Regions from separate parts of the Mus musculus genome. Here region 1 is linked to region 2. The links are chromatin loops, found by intact Hi-C in ENCODE. Cell type or tissue: left cerebral cortex. All regions are shown on one strand. Each heading gives the region's core, and the rest is flanking DNA. Links, peaks and the distances in the headings are about the cores only.

Region 1 (5,846 bases), core at 461-5,460, 220 kb after region 2:
CACACACACACACACATACACACACACACACATACACACACACACACTCAAAAAAAAAAATTAAGGCCACATGTCTTTAATCCTAGCACTTGGGAGGCAAAGGCAGGCAGGTGTCTCTAAGTTCAAGCCAGCCTGGTTACTGAATAGCCAGGACTAGAGAGACTCTGTCTCAAAACACCCCAGCACCTCACAAAAGAAGAAAACCTTGAAACCCTTGAGCAAGCACAGAGGTTGCCCAGCTGCAGAATACATGCTGAGCATCCTCAGAGTCGGCTCTGATACCCAGCTCCACAACCTCCAGGAAGTACTCTTCCATGCTTACTCCGCTATTACCAACGCTAATACCAACTCGCAGTGATAGACCCTTCATGTCCACACTCAGAGAAACATGCAACACGTGTAGCTTATTCATAATTCTTGTCAATGTAAAGTCAGCCCATTAATCCTACTAATAAAACTACCTCACTCAAAGTGACTTTGAAAAAGTTGACACTTACAGAAGTGATTTCCAGGCCCAGGGTAGTGATGTCCTTTGTAAGCAGCCATTAATCCCGGGTTAATGCCAATCTAGAAAACAAAGTAATTGAACACTTTTGTTTTTAAAAACTCAGACAAACATTCCATTATTCCATATGCAACATTCATATAAATGGCAGGCTGTTCTGTTACTACCCCACCACCCCTATTATGTATTATACTAAATTATTTTGTGTTTTTCCTTAAAAAAAAAAAAAAAGTTCTCTACCAAAAAGGGAAAGGAAACTCAAGAAAAGAAAACAGCCAGGCAGTGGTAGTGCAGCCTTTAATCCCAGTACTCGGGAGGCAGAGGCAGTCGGATCGCTAAGTTTGAGGCCAGCCTGGTCTACAGAGCGAGTTTTAGGACAGCCATGGCTACAGAGAAACCCTGTCTCGAAAAACCCTAAAACAAACCAAACCCCTCTTTTCAGAAGAGTGCCATTTGTAAGAACCCCTGCCAAGTAAGGCTAATCCTCTGGGCTATCTGTCGTCAAACAAGGAGGAAAAGCCTTACGATCACAATATCCAGATTGAAGGTCAAAATGTCAGGAAGAGTCTTGGTCAGAAGCTCAGCTTCAGAGACGCCGTTGAAGCGGTCCACTTTCCTTTTCACTTTAAACGCGTCTGTGATTTTCTCCTGCTTTTCCTTTGATTTTGTAGACTTGCCGGATTTCTTCGACGTAGCAGGTTTTTTGGGCTCCACTGGTTCCTGGGGCTCTGCTGCTCTGGGTTTCCTTTTCCTTCTCTTTGGAGCTTCTGAAACAGCGATTCCCAGAATGTGGTGGCAGAAAACATAGAAACCGCAGGCGACTCCACAGCAGTCATGATCCCACCCACGTATGTCCTTAAATTTCTGTCTCCTCTGCAGCTTCCCCTCCTATCCCTCTCCCCACCTAGGCACATTTGATGGTCACAGACTGATCTTCTATACAGCATCACTTGGGTTCTTGGTTCCCCAGGGATCTATATACTACTTTATAGGTATTCTAAGTACATAAATCGTTAAGTAAACACATTTTTGAACAAGGCCAGACAAGGTGGTCCACATCTTTAATACAAGCATTCAGGAGGCAGGTAAAGGTCACCCTGAACTATTATACTCGGATTCTGTCCTCAAAGGGGAAGGTTTCTAACTCACTTCCTACTGGTAGACACACAGGTGGCTTATGGCTTGTTTTAGAAGTCATGAGGCACAGACTGCTCCACATTTTCAGAGTGACTGGAAAGTGCTGAAGACAAGCTCTCTTGGGGCTGGCAGCATTGCTCAAAGGTAACTGTGTTCTCAGGACCTTCACACGACTGACATAAAGGCTGAACTATGTGTGTTGATACCCACTCTGCACATTACAGAGTGTGTGTTCCACCACCCACCATTTCTAGCCAACCAATGTCAGTCCTGACAGTCCAAAGTGTCTCTTGACAATGGTAATGTGTCTCCTGAGGCACAAAGCACTCTTGGCTGAGAAACAAAGTTATTCAATGGGAAGCCTGTGTTCCCTCATCTTTGACTCTCTGGATGCCTTCCTGTTTGCTCTGGCCCTATTATGGCTCTATTATGTATTTTCTCGGGCAAGCCTGGAAGGCTGCTTCAGTCGCTCCTTTCCAGGGTTCTACCACCACAGACTAGCAGCTGGAGATCCCTAGTTCTCATTGTCTGCAAACACAGGAGAAGAGAGGCGGAGACAACCCCAGTTAGGGGTGACCCTGGAATTATAAGGCAACTATGAGCACATTCCTCATAAAAATGCTGTTGCTGCTATCCACACACTTCAATCTATGTGACTTCCCTTCCAACTCCTCATCTGTGAGGCACTTCGTGAAACCAACTGCATGTCAGAAGTCTATGAGTGCTTTGGATAATGTTTGAGTCTGCCCACCAAAGGTTCCTATGTTTGATGCTTAGTCCCACAGTAGCTTTGTTGGGAGATGTGGAACTGTTAAGAGGTGAAGCCAAGTATGGGGTCCTTAGGTTAACCGGGGAAATGCCCTTAGAAGGGAATATCAGCTCCCGGTCTCTGTGACTTCCTGTCTGGTGATGTGATTCTCTCACATGAACCTCTGCCACTGTGGTACCATCCACCATGAGACCTTTCTTAGGGCGGAGCAAATAGTGAGGCCATGCCCCTAAACCTTCAGAACTGTGAACAAAACCCCTTCTCGGGGCTAGAGACATGGCACTGGCTGCTCTCACAGAGGACCTGTTTTGATTCCTGGCATCACTTGGCAGCTCACAACTTTCTGCGACTCCAGTTCCAAGGGGTCCCACACTGTCTTCTGGTCTCAGAAGGTACCAGACATGGAAGTGGTTCACAGACTTGCAAATAAAACACCCACACACATAAAAATTAACAGAATAAACAAACACACATACACCTTTTTTAAAAAAAATCTTACTCCAAAAGAAAAATGTTACTCAGCATCAAGTCCGTCATTATAATAATGGAAGGGACTACAACTGGTACTTTTCGCTTTCTCTTTCTCTCTCAGCATCTACGTGAAATACATCGAGCTGGAGAGATGGCTTAGCAGTTAAGAACACTGGCTTGTTCTTCCCAGCAACCACATGGTGGCTCACAACCACCAATAACGGGATCTGATGCCCTCTTCTGGTGTGTCTGAAGACAGCTGCAATATACTCATATAAATAAAATAAATAAATAAATCTTAAAAAAGAAAAGAAATCCATGTACTGTAGGCAAGGAAGTGCACCTTTAGAGTACTTCCCAACTCTTTCTCCACACCCTCTAGCCTTCCTCATATCTTCCCACTTAGACCCTCCAGACCTACTTTTAAACGCCCATCCATGTGAGTCACTCCTTGGCTCCCACTCTCTCAACAGCTCCCTACTGCTCTGGGAATAGCAGTGTGCACTCCTCAGGGTCCACATAAGCCTCACTGCCTCATCTGCTCCCATCTCACCGTCTCCTCTGCTCCATGATACTCAGGGGTTTGGGGCCTCAACTCCTACTCAGCTGGCACTGCCCCCACCCCCTGTTGTTCACAGGGTGACGTTTGGAGCTCCTATGTTACTGCTCTGCTGCCTCAGCACCTGGACCAAGTTAATGCCAATGCTGTGAGGTCTCTGGTCACTCATCCTGTGCCTGCTGCAGCGCCCAGTGTGCAGGAGCGCAGCATGTGTTCACTGATTGCTCTGCTGGAGGCGGAGACATTCAAGGGAGACCATGTAAGAACTACCTGGTGCAGGTTCCTGGACAGGAGCGTCTTCGGGCACCTGCTGTTCTGTCACGGTTGCCATGTTAGGAGCTACTGCTGGCACCTGCTGTCCAGTCGTGACTGCCATGTTAGGAACTTCTGCCATCATTTGTTGAAATGGAAATGAATACAAAGCTTGAACTTGCTCCAGAGAATAGCTGAAAGAACAATTAGGTACAATTTATGTTACCACAATAAAAGATACCCAAGGGTGAGTTAAATGACAAAGACTCTTCAGAATCTAAATTGTTTATAGCCAGATCATAGTCATTACTCAGGTAACAGGAGATTAGGGAGGTCTAGTCTCCTCTGCGAATAGAATACTTTCCTGACTTTACCAAGTGTACACACACACACACACACACACACACACACACACACACACACTTTAACTCTTAACATGCCACCACCACAACTTGCCTGTACTTTCTCTGAGATGAGATCACAGGAACTTTCAAGTTGATAGTCTTGGAGGACTATCAATCCATATGAATTTAAAAAATCATGGATTGGAGAGATGGCTCAGTGGTTAAGAGCACTGACTGCTCTTCCAGAGGTCCTGAGTTCAATTCCCAGCAACCACACGGTGGCTCACAACCATCAGTAATGGGATCTGATGCCCTCTTCTGGTGTGTCTGAAGACAGCTACAGTGGACTCACATATGTGAAATAAATAAGTAAATAAATAAATCCCCACATGCACTAATCCCATCTTGGCACAAGAATTTCCCCATCCGAATAGTGTAACTTAGGTTTTCTTTGGTTTCTTTGTGTGATTCTTTAAAAAATATATTCATTAAATTTGGCTTTTTTGTTATTGTTAGCCCTTTGTCTTAGTTGTTTTGTTGCTTACTACTTTATAGACAGAAGAACTGGATTATTTTGTAAATATCTGTTCAACCTACAAAACAAACAAAATTCTCTTCTGAGCATGACTCCATTAAAAGCAAAGCATGCAGGTCTTGCTGGCATGGTGAGGCACACCTATAATTCCAGCCCAGCTACAGAGAGACCCTGACTCAAAACACAGAAAGCAATCAATCAACGTAAATCCACTCTAAACCCTAAGCCTTCAAAGGAAGCAATTTCCAAAAGCCTTTCTAAAGTGGCCTAAAAGCAATGTTTCAAGCTGCTTCTCTCAGCACAAAAGCAAGGAACACAGACATAGGACACTACAGTAGTGTCTACTATAGCAGGATACATTACAGCAGTGTTTACTACAGCAGTACACTACAGCAGGATACTCTACAGCAGTGTCTACTACAGCAGGATACTCTACAGGGGGATACACTACAGCAGGATACTCTACAGCAGTGTCTACTACAGCAGGATACTCTACAACAGGATACACTACAGCAGTGTCTACTACAGCAGTGTCTACTACAGCTGGATACACTACAGCAGAATATACTACAGCAGGATACTCTACAACAGGATACACTACAGCAGTGTCTACTACAGCAGGATACACTACAGCAGTGTCTACTACAGCTGGATACACTACAGCAGAATATACTACAGCAGGATACACTACAGCATCAAATGACATGACAATACATGTAGAATGTATTCAGAAGTAAAGTGAGAAGGAATTTACTTCTTGGAGAGAGAAGTCATGCTTCCCATGGCAAGTTACTCTACTTAGCAGCGCTCTCTCTCTCTCTCTCTCTCTCTCTTTCTCTCTCTCTCTGTGTGTGTGTGTGTGTTTTGTAGGTCAGACCTGGAGAGATGGCACAGTGGCTCAGAGAACTCACTGCTTGGAGAGGATCCAGGTTCAGTTTCCAGCACCCACACCAGGCAGCTCTTAATCTCCTGTGACTCCTGCTCCCAGGGACTGGACACCCTCTTCTGGACTCTGTGCACTTTGATAGAGATGATGAACCCACTCCCCTATACACTCAAACACACATAAATAGAAAAGCAAAGATCAAACAAGCCACTTCTGTAATAAGAGTTATCTCAGTAAAATGGCCAAGTCAAAAGGTAACAACTGCTGGCCAGCAGTGGCACACCCAGCACCTAGGCAGGTGAAATCTCTGAGTTCAGGCCAGCCTGGTCTACAGAGTGAGTTCCAGGACAGTCAGAGCTACACAGAAACCCTGTCTTGAGAAAACAAA
Region 2 (5,846 bases), core at 523-5,522:
ACTGCTTCCAAAAAAGAGGAGGAGTAGGAGGAAGAGGAAGAACAAGAAAAAAAAAAAGGACTACCTACAAATATGTTTGAGGACCTGGGTTCCACTCCCAGCATTACCCACTGAAGGCTGATATACCTCTGTGTTAGAACACTTACCTAGAATGTTTACAGCCCTGTTCAATCCTGGCACTTGCACCAAAAAAAGTGAGAGAAAAAAGAGGGAGAGGAAACATTTATTCAAACTCCCCCCCTTAAGAAGTTAGCTGTGGGTGCTGGCGAGGTGGCTCAGCGGGTAAGAGTACTGACTGATCTTCCGAAGGTCCTGAGTTCAAATCCCAGCAATCACATGTTGGCTCACAACCACCCATAATGAGATCTGACGCCCTCTTCTGGTGTGTCTGAAGTCAGCTACAGTGTACTTATGTATAATAATAAATAAATTTTTGGGCCGGAGCAAGCGAGGCCGAGTAGGGGCTGACCAGAGCAAGGGGGATTGACAGGAGGAAGTAGAGGTCCTAAAATTCAATTCCCAACAACCACATGAAGACTCACAACCATCTGTACAGCTACAGTGTACTCATATATAAAATAAATAAATAAATCTTTAAAAAAAAAAAAGTCAGCTGTGCCCACTGAGTCCTTCCAAAGATCTCCCTCCCTCATCTCCTATAATGGACTCACTGTGGCTAGCAAGTGGCTCAAGAGACTCAAGCCAATCAGTCGCCTCACCTGTTCTGTCTCTTTCCACAGTTTTTTCTTAGCACTCATGAAAACCAGGAGAAAGTAGGACACAGAACAGCTGGTTTACTTAAGCTCTACATATGTAGCAAATAGGAAGTACAGGTTACAAACGCCACTCATGGCCCCGAAACTAAAGTCAGAGAAACAGGACAACAAAGTTCATCCCAAAGCTTATAAAGGCTTTTTTTTTACTCCCACCCCACTGGTGTTAAAAATCATGGGGGGGGGGGTTAAGGTTATGGAGAAACTTCTCAATATACATTTACAACACAGGCAGAATCCCCACCCCCAAGACCTCGGCCAGGTCTTTGTTATTTAACTTGAAAACTGAAGGCCTAAGGGGAGCAAGTGCTTTAACTAAAGGAAAAGCCTTTTAGCTCCCTTAATTAGTTCCCACCCATTTGCTATTCACCTTTGAAATCTACTTCCAGTCCCTATATTCACTCTTCAAAGATGTTTCTGGTAGAAGACTAAATAAAAATACAAAGTAATTGTTAATGTTCTTCTTAGTGACACATACATCTAAGTGTTTTTACACCTAGCAGGCCTCAGGTTTACTAAGAAAGCAAATGTTCCTGTATCTTTTACTTCTGAAAAATCACAGAGGGGCTGGCGAGATGGCTCACTGAGGGAAGGTGCTTGCAAACAAGTGTGGCGACTGGGGTTTGATCCCCAGGATCCACATAGGGACGTTAAGAACCGACTCCACAATGTCCTCCGACTTCAACACACTGCCTGGTGTCTCATCATACATTTTTGCAATTCTGCAGGCTGTCACCCCTCCACCGACGGACCAGAAAATGATGACCAGCATACTTGCCACAGAAGGGTAGATCTAGGTTCTTTTATATCCACTCAACTCTGAGCTAGAGAAAGAAATGCCTGACGGGAAACAAATTCAACCCATGGGACTCGTGGTTGTTTCCCAGAGCCTGTGTTTCTTGGTACCCCATGCCTCTGAGAATTAAGAGGAAGGTGATAGGGCGGCCTGATGAGGAAGGGGTAAGTATTTCCTGACGCGTTTTTTTCTCAAGACTTCCCCATACTATTCACCCTGACGCTAAAGAATGTAAGAGGGAAAACCCGAGCAAAGGGAACAAAAGAAGAAATGGCTTGGCTTGGCTCCTCCCGGTTCAGAGATCTGAGCACGTGGGTCGCCAGCCTGCAGTGTCCCAGCGCCGGAGATCGGGGAACCTGCGCAGCTCCTACCTTCAGGGCTGGACCATGGCCGCCCTCCGCCGGTCGCACCTTCCGCTGGCTCGCCGCCTCCCGCGGCCTTTCCGCTCGCCCGCGCCGCTGCAAGGCCCCGCCGCCCTCTGTGGCACAAAGCAGAGCGGCAGTGAGCCTTCCTCCGGGCGGGGCTTCCGGGACGCCACGCGCCCTGGGTCACTCTCGCCAGTGGACTCCGACCCTTAAGCAGCCGGGCCAGCAAGACTCCAGGACCCCCAGAACTCAGAAAAGCTCTGCATGGCGGCTAAAAACACCAGCCTCGTAGCCACCTAACATTAACACTGCGTGGTCTGGTTTTTGATCGCTGCGCCGGGTGAATGCAACACCCAGGGCTTCCTGGAATCTGAAACCGCGGGCAAAACGAAGGTCCACAAAGACGCTATCCATCCGCTCTGGATGACATCAGAGGAGGATGGTCCTATTTCACAAAGTAATGAACTCGGAAAAGTCTGGAACTATTGAAAATGTAGCCCACAGCTAAATGAATGAATATGTGTGTGTGTGTGTGTGTGTGTGTGTGTGTGTGTGTGTGTGTAGTGTCAGTATGTCATATATACTGACACCAGCACTTAAAAGCATAGTTATTCAGTACTAGTACCAACAGTGAGATATATTTACAAAGTGCTATAGCATTATATATATATAAACATTTAGTCTTCACAATGTACTTTTAGATGTATTACCAAATTACCATGTCCATTTCATAGGTAAAGGAAACCGAGCTACATATTGTCAACCAACTTGGGCAAGTTCGAGCTGCCGGTCAACATTGGAGGCGAGACTCAATCCAGGCAGGATTGTCTCTGCTCTGTACTAGTCTGCACCGCCTCCTTCAGTTAGGGAAAGGCTGTGCTGTAGTCCCAGCTGCCCTGTTTAACTGCCTGGGTCAAGAAGGGCAAGCCACTAGGAAACATGCGATTGCCAATTCCAAGGAATTTCATGGGGCTTAGGAAGTGGAAACATTTGTAAAGGCATGAAACTCCTTAATGTTATCACGGATTTATATACTTACTCGTCACAGTGTTATATATACCTCAAGATCACTGCTCTACAAAGAATACCCACTTTCTCTGGTTGCCAGGCATCAGCAGACAAGGGCCAGACCCAAGTCCTCATATCCTGAAGCTTGTGACCCGGGCTGTCTTCTGCTTACCCTAGCTTGTTCCCAGCCTGCTCAGTCGCACATTAAACGATCCCCTCCCGGACATTTCCAAAGCACCACCCCGGAGCGATGCTCCCAGGCCCGCCAGCGACCGTCCCGGGCATCCCAGGTCCCCAGCGGTCAGCTCCACGCTGACACAGAGCTTACATGAACAAGGAAGGTGAAACCACCAGCTCTTCTCGCCCCGCGGTGTCGGCGTCCCGCACCTCCCGCGTGGACGCGAGGCCTGACGGAAGCAAACTGAGGATAAAGAGCTGCGGGTTCCTAGTGGCTCCGGGAAGCCACGCCCTGCTCTTAGTAGGCGGGCGAACTGCCCGTGTCAGAATGACAAAGCAAAAATCCAGTCCCCGCGCAGCCCCGGCAACCTGTCCCGGTTGTCCCCGCAAAGTGAGAGCTCCTAATTGGACCGTACAACATCCTCGCTGCTCGGAACCGCCCCCCGACCCAAAGGCCGCGGCTGCTATTCAAAGAATGTTGGGAACCAGAATCGAGTAAGAGTGTGGAGTGAGTAACCCGGGCTCAGCCCTAAGGCGCTGCTATCTACACAAGCTTGCGTTAGTCACATGAGGAATTTTAAAAATATTGACGCCCGGCACCCATACAGACGATCTGATGCCCCTGGCACTGGCTGTGACCCTGCCAAATAGTTGTTTTCTTAAAAAAAAAAAAAAAAAAAATCCAAAAGTTAATCTAATTGACTGCAAAGGCGGCAGTGACCTAAGGTAATGGATTAGTCAAGTCTGGTGATTCTCTTAAGGAAGTTCCCTGGTTTTTTAAAGCTATGCCTACTTCATCCTGAGTTACCCTGAGAAGAAATGACTAGTTCCCCTTACAATACTTCCTCCTCGTCCCAATCGGGCTTGGGGGTTCACCTTAAGGAAAACACTTGGCACACCACCACCAGCATCGACCAAAGAAGGCCTTGTCCTTTCATGCCTCCTGCCTCTAGGCTACTAAGAATGCTTGGTGAATGAATGAATGAATTGTCTGACCCACTATGGAAAAAAAAAAAAAAAAAAAACTAGGTGAGAAGGTTGCCAGCCTGAAGCCACGCCTTCTGAGAACTGGCCTCCCCACTTTCCTTCTAGGCTCTTCCAAGGTGACAGTAAGAAACTTGCATAAACGGACACACAGGCTGCCAGGCTGACCAGATACTTAGCCCACACTGCCCGCTGCTCATTTCTTGTGTGTGTACAAGCAGTGCTTGAACCGGAGCAGCCCCTGATACGCAAGTGTCAGGACTGGCTACAAAGTGTCTAGCTCCAAAGTGTTCAGGGCAAACGTAGTTAAGGACCAAGGGATGGCAAATCTGATTACCCCTGGCTCCCCAGCCAAGCTCTGTTTGCCGTATTTCAGGCACTGCACATTGGGACAGTCTGTAAAGGAAGGTCATGAACACCCCCTTCTTAAAAATACAGACAGTGCAACTTGTTTCAAGAGTACGACAGGGTAGAGAGAGGCTCTTCTATCACTAAGTTACAATAATGTACTAATGCTGTGATTATAGGATTCTAATAGCTTGACCCTGAAAGTGTCTTACATGGACTGGTCAGAGAGGGATCACAGTTGAGATGTTACTTTTTCTTTTTTTAAAGATTTATTTATTTTATGTATTTGAGTACACTGTCACTGTCTTCAGACATTACAGATGGTTGTGAGCCAACATGTGGTTACTGGGAATTGAACTCAGGACCTCTGGGAGAGCAGTCAGTGCTCTTAACCACTGAGCCACCTCTCCAGCCCCAGTTGAGATTTTTTTTTCTAACAGCTTATTAGAAAAGACTACATATGCCACTGCAACTCCCCACTGCTCTTAAGATAAGCAGACTATAGCACAAGTGGCTAAAACAGCTTCCCTGTTGTGAGGAGATGCAGAGAGCTCTACCCTGGTCCAGTTTAAAAGCAGTTCCTCCTTACCTTTCCCCATAGCTCAAGGACTGCTCATTGTCTACTCAAACACCTTAAACGGCTTTGACTGTGCACGTTCTTATCTTTCTTCCTTGAAAACCAATGTCTAGTCTGTCAATATTCATTTGAAAAGTCACCTCCTCTGGGTGGGGTTCCCACGGAGGATTAACTGTCCCTTGCTCTCTGTGGTCCCCAAGTACCTACTAATAAATAACTGCACATCTTCTAAATCTATCCAAACGTTTGTAAAGCAACCCCGTGTTTGATTTCTTGTCTCTCCAGAATGCGGTATCATAGCCCAGAAAACAATGCGAAATCCTTCTGTTTCTGAACTGTCATCTCAGCTGAGATAGATGATCGGGGGCCCTACTGCATCAACAGCAGTATAAAACACCCCACCTAGAGAGAGCGCACTCAGGTACAATAATCACTGCTCACACCTTCATCTCTCTAGGGCCCCTTGAGATCAAGGCTACGTTTCTCAATGGTCCAGACAAGGTAAGACCCACCCTTGTTTGGAGAGGTTTGTTTGTTTTGTTTTGTCAAAACAGGGTTTCTCGGGCTGGTGAGATGGCTCAGTGGGTAAGAGCACCCGACTGCTCTTCCGAAGGTCTGGAGTTCAAATCCCAGCAACCACATGGTGGCTCACAACCATCCGTAACGAGATCTGACGCCCAAATAAATAAATAAATAAATAAATAAATCAAACAAACAAAAAAAAAAAAAAAAAAAAACAGGGTTTCTCTGTGTAGCCCTGGCTGTCCTGGAACTTGCTCTGTAAACCAGGCTAGCCTCAAACTCAGAGATCCCCTTGT

What was found. Hi-C counts contacts between places; a loop is a spot of excess contacts. Peaks named below come from ENCODE experiments on the same cell type or tissue, not always from the same donor. Only the 100,000 strongest peaks of a DNase experiment are listed, where the experiment ranks them.
Region 1: it touches region 2 in a loop (2.0-fold over the local background); 2 of 42 quality-filtered maps call a loop at or near these places.

Annotation. Positions count from the first base shown.
Region 1 is chr10:82,636,742-82,642,587 of GRCm38, reverse strand. Tdg (thymine DNA glycosylase) reads right to left here. Exons shown (of 10, transcript NM_172552.4): 2 at 3,712-3,887; 3 at 1,031-1,272; 4 at 498-567. Among named protein-coding and RNA genes, the nearest start is that of Tdg, 9.8 kb to the right of the region's middle. In left cerebral cortex, for the core only: a CTCF peak has its summit at 3,096 (motif pointing left); DNase peaks (open chromatin) are centred at 1,361, 1,753 and 3,316; H3K27ac peaks cover 1,528 bases.
Region 2 is chr10:82,856,725-82,862,570 of GRCm38, reverse strand. It overlaps Txnrd1 (thioredoxin reductase 1), which reads right to left and starts at 3,365. Exons shown (of 15, transcript NM_001042513.1): 1 at 3,271-3,365; 2 at 1,941-2,047. It overlaps Gm38560 (predicted gene, 38560), which reads left to right and starts at 3,563. Exons shown (of 4, transcript NR_156010.1): 1 at 3,563-3,614; 2 at 5,314-5,449. In left cerebral cortex, for the core only: CTCF peaks have their summits at 2,038 and 2,806; DNase peaks (open chromatin) are centred at 2,063, 2,808, 3,449 and 3,961; H3K4me3 peaks cover 2,745 bases; H3K27ac peaks cover 1,971 bases.